2 separate regions of the Homo sapiens genome follow, and region 2 is linked to region 1. Evidence: read pairs that join two places in POLR2A ChIA-PET (ENCODE). Cell type or tissue: PC-3. All regions are shown on one strand. Each heading gives the region's core, and the rest is flanking DNA. Links, peaks and the distances in the headings are about the cores only.

Region 1 (5,371 bases), core at 60-5,059:
ATGTCCACCAAAGACATGTACAAGAAAGCTCATAGCAGCTTTATTTATAATAGCCCCAAACCATAAACAACCCAAATGTTCATTAACAATAGAGTGAATAAATTAACTGTGGTATAATCATACAATGGGATACTACACAACAGTGAAAACAAACAATTTACAATTGCAAGTAACAGGAGGAATAATGGTCGGGCGTGGTGGCTCCTGCTTGTAATTCTAGCACTTTGGGAGGCCGAGGCGGGTGGAGCACCTGAGGTCGGGAGTTCGAGACCAGCCTGACCAACATGGAGAAACCCCGTCTCTACTAAAAATACAAAATTAATTTGGCGTGGTGACGCATGCCTGTAATCCCAGCTACTCGGGAGGCTGAGGCAGGAGAATCACTTGAACCTGGGAGGCAGAGGTTGCAGTGAGCTGAGATCGCGCCATTGCACTCCAGCCTAGGCAACAAGAGTGAAACTCCATCTCAAAAAAAAAAAAAAAAAAAAAGAATCAAGAGGAATACATCTCATAAACATGATGTTGAATGAAAGATGAAAGATGCCAAATACAAAAGAACACATACGGGATGGTTCCACTTATTTGGAGCTCAAGAATGAGCAAACCTGGCTGGGCACGGTGGCTCACGCCTGTAATCCCAGCACTTTGGGAGGCAAAGGTGGGTGGATCACCTGAGGTCAGGAGTTGGAAACCAGCCTGGCCAACATGGCGAAACCCTGTCTCTATGAAAAATACAAAAATTAGCCGGGCGTGGTGGCACACGTCTGTAGTCCCAGCTACTCGGGAGGCTGAGGCAGGAGAATCGCTTCAACCCAGGAGGCAGAGGTTGCAGTGAGCTGAGATTGTGCCACTGCACTCCAGCCTGGGCAACACAGCGAGACTCCATCTCAAAAAAAAAAAAAGAAGAAGAAGAATGAGCAAAACTAATGTATGGTGACGAAAGTCTGAATAGAAATGACCTCTGAAGGTGGGAGTATAGGCTGAGAAGGGGAATAAAAGAAACTTCTTAGTGCTGGAAATGTTCCATCCCTTGATCTGAGTCAGGTATACATAAAATTAGTGCAATTTATATATGTTGTACCTCAATAAAAAGTAAATAATATACACATATATTTTTCCTACTCACAGCATCTGTAACCTTTGCCCATTGTACACAGATATCCAAAGAAGCCAGAATATCCTTCCAGCACCTGGCCAACAGACAAAAGTACAGTACTTCCACATGAGGGCCACCAGAGCCACCGGACAGGACTGAGGGAAGAAAGCCTTACCTGGTAAGCCAGCTGACGCTTCTCATCCTGAAAACTGTGAACAAACTCATAGAGCTTCGCCCACTCCTGAAAGCAGCTGCTGTTGAAGCCAGTCTCCCCCATCAGTAGCCTCCAGATCCGGTAAGGCAGAAGGAGGACAAACTCCATGAGGCGGCCAAGAAGGGGGAAGAAGCTGAACCAATTCAAGAAGGAGCCAAAGGTTTCTGCCACATAGCTGAGGGTGGCAGCTGTGTTGCAGAGGGCACTGTATGCCAGTGGGCCTGTGAAAGCAAGGTAAGCCAAGCCCAGACGATAGAGCCGCACACTGAGCGGCTCTGATGCCACCAAAGCTTTGTAGCGGCGATGCCTCTGAGCTGTAATGCTGGCGGCCACGCTAATGGGCAGTATGGCTATGGGGCGGCCATAGAAGATAGGTGAAGTGAGAAATGCTGACCCCAGAGTGTTCTTAAAGTCTGAGGTCTGGTTGCCAACAGCAGCCACCAGCAAGACCCCTAAGCCAACTGCCAGTGGGAGGGCCACAATATAGAAGTTGACCATGGAAGAAAGGCTAATCAGTGCCACAAGGCCAAAATAGATGCCAACTATCACCTGGGCAGCAAAGCGAATGGGACTCAGAGGGGGTGTCACCCCTCTGGGGCTCTGCCTCTGTCCCTGGGCTCTGTTGGCCTGAGCTACAAAGCTTGGGAGCTTCCAGAACTCCCAGAGCCAGCCCAGCCCACCTCCCCCCAGGGTCAGCATCCAGAGCAGGGCGTGGCTGTCCCTTCCCAGGTACAGGTGGTGGAGCCCAGCAGGGCCCCCCACAGCCCAGAGGGCATAGGTCACCAGGAGCCCCTTGGCCATCCTCTAGGGCAAAGGTCTCAGAACAAGTCCGGTTACTCGCAGCACAGAAGTCTCGGGGTCCTCTGTGAGACTCATGGCTGTCATGGCCCCAGAGTTATCCTTAGACCCTAAGAGATGGGAAAAAGTAGAGTCATAAGATGATGTCCAGGCTCCAACACAGCAACCATTTCTCTTTCCAATAAAAGTTGAGTACAGATCTGCCTGAGTCCCCAGTGCTATTTATCTCATATCCCTTGTCCTAGCACCTCAGTCCCATTCTTTACAACCACAGTGACTCCAGATTTAGAGGAGAAAGCTGTTTAAATTTCAGACTTCCCCTGAGACCCATGACCCCAAATGACTCATGGGGGGATGTGTGGAGGGGCAGGGCTGCATTGGATGCTTTTCCAAAGTTCCCACACATTTTGAAAGCCTCTGCCTTACCCCTGACTTAACTCCAACTGTGGCTGCCCTCCCACACCTGGCCCAGGCTTTAGCCACTCTCCTGCCTTCCTAACTCTCCAGGCCATGAGATTTTCCCACAGGTCAAACTTGAAAGGGGTCCTGAATTCCCTTTATTAAAATATTCTGGAAAACTTCGTTTGACCTAGACCTTGGCACCCCACAATTCAACCACCTCTTTCGGAGGCCGGCTTGGAAAGCCACTCCACAGCAGCTGGACAAATCCTCACAATATCAAACTGGACGCCAAGCGTGCCTGCCAGTGTCCCCTCTATCTGGAGCGACCACCAGCCAGCACCCGCTACTTCCAAATCAAGTGGCCATACCTGGGTGCCCCGCTCCCAGACCGAGTCAGACCAGTCATTTCCTTTGACCACAGAGTGAAAATGGCCCGTCTCGCCCTGCTCCCACTTCCATCCAAATGGACTTTGTCTTTTGTGTCTGTTGTGTCACGGAAGTCCGGCTTCCCCAGGCCAGGCTCCTCCCCAGGGCCCTCCCCGGCCCCCTGGGGATCACATTCCCGCCTGGGACTCCTCCCGCCCGCCCTCGCGGGGAAACTCGGTGCAAGGCTCTGCAGACGCCTGCAGCTCCGGTGGGCTCAGTGCCCAGCCCGGGCCCAGCTCCTCCCACACCACCGCACCATGGCCGCCAGGTGGCGCTGCCGCCGATGGAAGGGGGGGTCCGGGCGGTCCCCAGACACCTTGTGCGGGTACCGAGGCACAGCAGCACAGGACTGCCCCTATGGAGGGGCTGCCTGGCAGGAGCAAGGGACGCTCCTATCTGTAGTGCTAAAAAAAAGGATAAACTCCTGTAAATGCAAGAATACGTCCTTGATTACCTCCTCCCACCCCCACAAATTGAAAGGTGACTCCTCCCTCACCTCAAGCTGCACGCTCCTCTCTTCACGCTCCGTTGACCTTCAAGACTGGATGGTTCCACCTCCAATTCCCTTAAGGCAGAGACATCCACGGACAGGCTGCAGTGAGGGACATCCAACCCAAGCTGTCCTCAACCCCCCACAGGGCTTGCTTGCCTCACCGGCCCACCTCCGAGCCTTCCAGTTAGGGGCTCTGCTTCTGCACCTGAGCCTGAGACCTGAGGAGCCTCCCAATCCAGGGCTGCTCTGTCCCGCGGGCTATGAACCAGAGGGAGAAACGGGAGCAGAGGGTTGGAGGGCAGGAGGCTCGACCAGGAGGGCGAGGCCGCAGCCCGAGGCTCGTGGTAGTCTGCCTTCCTGCGCCTCTGCGCTGCAACGGAGCTGCAATGCAAGACGCCTTCATTTCAATGTCCCGGGCTCCAATCCCGGGTTCTACTCCGTGAACTTGGCTAAGTCATGCAGCTTCTTGGGCCTCAATTTCCTTCTCTGGCAATCTCGTGGATCTCCGAGGTCCCCCAGTCTGGACTTGCGGGGGCTTCGGGGGACGGTCGGCCTCGCGGGTGTCACCTCCCGGCAGTAGGCAGAGCGCTTCCCTCCAAACGCCCTCAGCCCTCATCTCGGCCTGGAGAGGAAATGCTGCTCTCTATATGACCTCTTAGGGCTCACTGAGGGGCCTAGGCTGGGAGGGGCCCCAAAGCGACGCCTCAGACTGCTGGGGGGCGGGGGCGGACAGGAGCGCTGAATAATGAATGAGACTTAATTGGGCCCGCACTGCGCGACGGCGCGCTAAGCTTTGCAAACAGCGTGGGCGGCGGCGGCCGCCGCTGGACAAACAAACTATCTCCCGGCTCAGGTGGTGGGGCGGGGGCGGCAGCCATACAAGGGAGAGGGAAGGGGCTGGCCGCCGGGGCACCCGGGGCCGCAGCGCGCCCCCAGGTTTACTTCCCGAGGAACCCAGAAATGCGGGGCTGCGCTGGCGGCCCAGAGAGTGGGGGTCGGGAAGGGGCTCAGGGTTCGATCTCAGGAAGGGAGGAGTGGGGAGGGAGAGAAGCGGATTGTGCGGGGAGAGCCAGGGGCCCAAGGGCAATGTAAGCGCGAGGAAAAGCTGAAGAAACGAGTGGAGGGCAGAGGAGAGGGGAGAAGTGAGCGAGGAAAAAGCGCACCGGGGGAGGGGCGACGGGGTCGGGGGAGCGGGAGAAGAGCTGTTACCGGGAGGAAAGGGAAGAGCGATGGAGGAACAAGCGAAGGAAGGCGCAAGGGGCCGGGAGAAGAGGAATTGAAGAGTCAAGGAGAGGGATGGGAGGTGACCGGAATAAGAACGAGGGGGCGGCAGGGCGGGGGGAGGCGCCCCTGCCTCCGCCTCGCCCTGCAGCGCTCCCGGCCTAGCGCTCTCTCCAGCCGCCCGCACTCACTTTGTCACAATTACGGGGCCGTCACTCCGCCCGGATTGTTTTCCCCAAATTGTTGTTCTATAAACTGGTGCAGAGTGGGAGGTGGGGGGATCTGACAAACTGCAGCGAGAGGAAAGGGTCTGAGCTGTGGTGCGGGGCGCGGTGGTGCATTTACCCGCAAACTGGCCCCGCGTGGGCGGAGGAATCCAAAAAACCCACGCAGGAATTCTGGTTGCTGCCCCAGCTTCGTCGCTGACCCCGCTTTTAACTTTTTGGCTATTCTCAGCATCGGCTGCCTCGGTTTCCCCAGCAGAGCGTGACAAGGATCGGAGGCTGGGGTGGTGGAGGCGCTTGTAGGTGGGGTCCAAACCGTCCTGCCTGTCCCATTCTGTCTTGTTCTTTACTACCCGGGTCTCCCCGGCGGGGGATGGGTGGTCTATCCCAGCCCAGCGGTCCTCAGAGCGACCTCGAGTGCCTTCTTCCCCCGTGAGTGAGGCTTCTGCCCTCACCCGGTCTGGGCCATCTCCTACCCCGCCTGTGCCCTCCGACCC
Region 2 (5,371 bases), core at 97-5,096, 66 kb before region 1:
TACTTATGGATTCAAGCTAATCCCTAAATGGTAAAAATTTTAATACAGAGATTTTAATTTCTTTTTGTTTCCTCTTTTGAGAGAGAAGCATCATTAAGCCTACTCTGATACAAAAGGAAAAGAGAGGAAATCAAATGTCAGTCCAAAGTTCCCAGGTCCTGTCCCTACTGAAGAAAAGAGGTTTTTATTACTGGGAAGTCTTCTTCCACAGCTCTTGACAAACCAGTTCTTGAACATTTAAAAGAAGAGAGGCCATCTTTCATCTCCCTGCCTAGTGAAAAAGGGAAGAGAAAAGCCTGACACGTTGTCTAGCTTCCAAAACTTGTTGATAGGTATATATGTGGGGTGTCTGGTGTTTTAAAATACGTTTGCAAATTCTTTCATCCTTCTCCCATCAAAAGGTAGAGTCTCATTCTTCTCCCCATGAAGGGAATGCAACAGAAGGGGCACTGAGCAACCTCAGAAGCTAGGTCATAAAGGTGATAAAGGCCAGGCACAGTGGCTCACGCCTGTAATCCCAACACTTTGGGAAGCTGAGGTGGGCAAATCATTTGAGGTCAGGGGTTCGTGACCAGCCTGGCCAACATGGTGAAACCCCACCTCTACTAAAAATTCAAAAAAATTAGTCGGGCGTGGTCATGGGTGCCTGTAATCCCAGTGGGAGGCTGAGGCAGGAGAATTGCTTGAACCCAGGAGGCGGAGGTTACAGTGAGCTGAGATCAAGCCACTGCACTCCAGCCTGGGCGACTGAACGAGACTCCATCTCAAAATAAAATAAAATAAAATAAAATAAAATAAAAAGGTGATAAAACTTCTGCCAGGTGCTCTCTCAGGCAACTTCAAAGTCCAAGTCACCATATAAGATACCCAGTAAGCCTCACAGGGTTAGAGAGATGTCTGGAAACACCAGCTGTTAAGGCTTCCCAGCCCAGCCACCTCATATGAATGAGGATCCCTCTGAGATAATGACTCCAGGCCCAGCTACCATCTATCTCCAACTGCATAAGAGACGCTGGTGAGGAAGGCTTCTAAGTGATTCCAACCCCAGCTATGACCTGACTGCACCTTCAAGAGAAACCCTAAAAAAGATCTGCCTAGCCAAGCCCAAACATCAGAACCATAAAAGATAAAACGGAGTTTTGTTTTACACTGCTAAATTTGGGATGTGTGTTACACAGCAATAGATAACCAAAACAGATTTTGGTACAGGGAGTAGATTTTTTTGTTCTGCCATTAAAAAAAAAAAAAAAAGTAAAATGTTTGGTCTTAACACTGAGCAGCAAAGGAAAGCAAAAAGGGCCTTGAGAGTGTAAGCCAAGGCCTGCAGGGTCTTGAGAAAAATGTTAACAAAGGCCTCAAGGAGGCTGTCGTAAAGACTTAAAACAGAGATGAGCAAACTACAGTCTGTAGGTGAAATTCAACCTGCTGCCTGTTTTTGTAAATAAAGTTTTATTGGAACACAGCCATACCTATTAGTTTACATATTGTATAAGTATGCCAGAGATCATATGGCCCAAAAAGCCTAAAATATTTACTATCTGGCCCTTTACAGAAAAAGGTTGCAGGCCCCTGGCTTAAAAGTAAATGCAAAAAGCGTTACCGGAAGCTGAAGAATTTTATTGGGTAACCACAGAAAAACTTTAGCAAAGCTGTCATCTGCAGTAATGTGGAAAACAGAAAATATAATTAATGAACTGACAGACTAGATAAGGAGATTTCCAGGTAGAATATCAAGTATCAACTGGTTTCTTTTAGCTGTGTATAAGAAAGTACAGATAGAGAGAGATAAGCTCCAGAAGAAATTATACAATTTCCAAGCAGTATATAGAATATAAGGAGCAATGAGTTGCTAGGTCCAAAAATTAAACTGTTTCTTATTCCCAGCCTTCCCATATAGCAAACATTTCTCAAATTAAGAAATGTCCCAGACCAGGCACAGTGACTCATGCCTGTAATCCCAGCACTTTGGGAGGCCGAGGTGGGTGGATCACCTGAGGTCAGGAGTTTGAGACCAGCCTGACCAATATGGTGAAACCCCATCTCTGCTAAAAATACAAAATTAGCCTGTAATCCCAGCACTTTGGGAGGCTGAGGGGGGCAGATCAGGTGGTCAGGAGTTCGAGACCAGCCTGCCCAATATGGTGAAACCCCATCTCTACTAAAAAAATACAAAAATTAGCTGGGCGTGGTGGCACGTGCCTCTACTCGGGAGGCTAAGGCAGGAGAATCACTTGAATGCGGGAGGCAGAGGTTGCAGTGAGCCGAGATCCCGCCACTGCACTCCAGCCTGGGCAACATGAGTTAAACTCTGTCTCAAAAAAAAAAAAAAAAGAAAAGAAAAAGAAAAAAAGAAAAAGAAAGAAATGCTCCCTGGGCTAGGCACAGTGGCTCATGCCTAAAATCCCAGCACTTTGTGGGGCCAAGGTAGGAGGATCGCTTGAGGCCAGGAGTTCAAGACCAGCCTGGGCAACATAGTGAGACTCTGTCTCTACCAAAAATTTAAAAATTAGCCAGGCATGTGCCTGCCTATAGTCCTGGCTACTCAGGAGGCTGAGGTGGGAGGGTCACAAGCTAAGGAGTTCAAGGCTGCAGTGAGCTATGATCACACCACCGCACTCCAGCCTTTGAGACAGAGCAAGAACCTGTCTCAAAAAAATAAAAAAATAAAAAAGCCTTCTGGGCAAAGATCAAATCCAAAGCAGACCAGGGTAAATTGGCATGAAGATTAAAACTTTATTTAGACCAAGAGTCAGCAAACATTTTCTGCAAAGGACCAGATAAATATTTTAGGCTGAGGGCCATATACAGTCTCTGTTGAACTTTTTTTTTTAACCCTTTGAAAATATAAAAACAAGTCTTAGTTCGATGGCCTTTGCCTACTCCTAGTTCAGATGTCAAAGACATTTAAGGTGGTACCTCATAGATTGTTTCAAACAAAAGGCCTTCTAAGAATTCTAAAGGTGTTGTCCCACAAAAGCCATATAGGAAACCTAAGCTCTACATGTTCTATCAATGTGCAAGTGTGGCTTTTATCTAATACATTAAAACTCCCTTCCCATAAGAGTCACAGAAAATCTACTAAGTTTTAAAGAGAATTTTATGTTCAGAAACACTGTCATCTTGGACTAAAAGGGACAGAGACCATACAAAATGAAAAGAGGCTTCTGGACACCCAAACTTCTATAGGCAGGAAAGAAGCCAAGAAAAGTACTCTATTGCAACACAGTACATTTTATGGAAAAGGAAGAATTCAAAAGGCAGACCAAGAGCTATGGAGGATCATTCCTAGGCAGTAGGGCTGATCCCTCCAATAATGTTACAGAACTGGTAATACATGCCTGCTTGGATTTCAGAATTGCTGTGGACCCATGACTGTGTTCCTCCCATTTTTCTGTATTTCTGAACAGGAGTGAATACAGTGGTTATCTTCTGCCTGTCCAGTGTTGCATACTGGGTAGGCTGGGAATGGGGGGAGATGCCCTGTCTGTTTAGTTCACAGGTCTTCAGAGTGAAAGCAATGGTAGTCAAAGAGCTACACCCAAGGAACCATATCTGAGTAGCCTTATTTATACCTGGATCTGATTTAGAAAGCAAGATCCTGGACCTCAAACCTGAGACTAATGCTGAAATGTATTAGGCGAGATTCTGGGGGCCTTAAGAAGGGGTGAGTGTATTCTGTAAGTGGGAGGAATGAAAATAATTTGTGACCAGAGAGCAGACTGAAGTACCCTTGGAATATGACGTGCTGGCAAGATAGGGTGGCTCACACCTATAATCCCAGTACTTTGAGAGGCTGAGGCAGGAGGATCACTTGAACCCAGGAGTTCCAGGACAGCCTGAGCTACACAGCAAGACCCTGTCTCTACGGGGAAAAAAAAAATTAAAATTAAAATTAAAAAGTTACAGTAGTCTGGCTACCATAAAGTCCCTATGCTGGAGTGACTACACGAAAATAGAGAGAGATGTCCAAGGCGCCGTAGCTGTTCCATCCCCTGCCTATTTGAACTTCCCTGCTCCTGTCAGATATGTAAGTACAGAAGGAAGCCATCAACATATCTCTAGGCTCAGTCACCATCTGACTACAACTACATGACAGAACTTGAGCAAGAACCACTTAGCTGAGCCCAGTCAACCCCCAAAACCATGAGGGTTTTATGCACTAAGTTTGGAGTTGTTTTGTTCCTTACTAAGGAACAAAACAACTGTTTAACAACGTGTCTGGAGACCCCAGCCTGAGACTCGGGAAGTTCAAACTTAGCCTGCCTTTCTATATTACCAATCAATTAACATCAAATACTAGCTTTATGCTTACTCAGTTCCTTCTTCTTTCCCCAGCTGAAATGTTTAATTTGACCATGGCAAAAGATATTTTTATAATTGTTTTAACATTTATCCAATTACAATGTGACAAAATCATTAGAAGTTTCAAGATTTATGCCAATCTAACTTTAAATATTATTTGAATCTAACTTTAAATATTATTATCTAACTTCAAACACTATTTGAATTTTTTTTTTTTTAGAATGAGCGTCTCACTCTGTTGCCCAGGCTGTAGTAGTACAGTGTGTTGTGATCATGGCTCACTGAAGTCTCAAACTCCTGGCTTCAAGCGATCCTCCTACCTCAGCCTCCCAAAGTGCTGGGATTACAGGAATGAGCCACCATGCCCAGCCTGAAACGACTTCTAATTATTTACACACACACATAATCAATGGTTTACTGCCTACTAACATTTATTTTACAATTATTTTTTAAATTATTAAGTAATTTAACCGGGCACAGTAGCTCACGCCTGTAATCCCAGCACTTTGGGAGGCCAAGGCAGGCCGATCACCCGAGGTCAGGAGTCAGGAGTTTAAGACCAGCCTGGCCAACATGGTGAAACCCTGCCTCTACCAAAAACACAAAAATTAGCTGGGCATGGTGGCGCATACCTATAATCCCAGCTACTCGGGAGGCTGAGGCAGGAAAATCGCTTGAACCCAGGAGGCAGAGGTTGCAGTGAGCCAAGACGGCGCCACTGCATTCCAGCCTAGGCGACAGAGAGAGAATCCATCTCAAAAATAAAATAAAATAAATTATTAGGTAATTTGAGACTGATGGTCATGCTATCTCCTCTGCAATATAACACTAATTTATAGTGTTTTAAAATGCAGTTGTATCTGCAGAACTAAAATAATCATCACTAACATATAATAACCACTATTTCTAAGGCCTCGTCATCTTTAAATCCTGTAAGTTTGGAAAAAATAAACCTTTTGCATTTGAAGATATACAATTCGATGTGTTTTAGATCACTGGCAGGGAATTTAATGTTCTAGCTCTCTTAGAAGAAAAAAATGGAATTTGATTTTCACATATTATAAACATG

Evidence for each region. ChIA-PET counts read pairs that join two places held together with the same protein. Peaks named below come from ENCODE experiments on the same cell type or tissue, not always from the same donor. Only the 100,000 strongest peaks of a DNase experiment are listed, where the experiment ranks them.
Region 2: POLR2A ChIA-PET joins it to region 1 with 10 read pairs; 5 of 35 experiments call an interaction of 5 or more read pairs at or near these places.

The regions. Positions count from the first base shown.
Region 1 is chr12:49,345,613-49,350,983 of GRCh38, reverse strand. It overlaps DNAJC22 (DnaJ heat shock protein family (Hsp40) member C22), which reads right to left and starts at 4,096. Exons shown (of 4, transcript NM_001304944.2): 1 at 3,433-4,096; 2 at 2,879-3,340; 3 at 1,272-2,218. The coding sequence starts at 2,111. RefSeq lists silencers at 3,060-3,279, 5,312-5,371 and an enhancer at 2,454-3,397. In PC-3, for the core only: CTCF peaks have their summits at 3,008 and 3,209 (motif pointing right); a DNase peak (open chromatin) is centred at 3,073; H3K4me3 peaks cover 2,872 bases; H3K27ac peaks cover 373 bases; H3K27me3 peaks cover 1,187 bases.
Region 2 is chr12:49,411,901-49,417,271 of GRCh38, reverse strand. All of the region lies in intron 2 of SPATS2 (spermatogenesis associated serine rich 2), which reads right to left. Among named protein-coding and RNA genes, the nearest start is that of SPATS2, 47 kb to the right of the region's middle. In PC-3, for the core only: no CTCF peak of the experiment used is centred there; no DNase peak of the experiment used is centred there.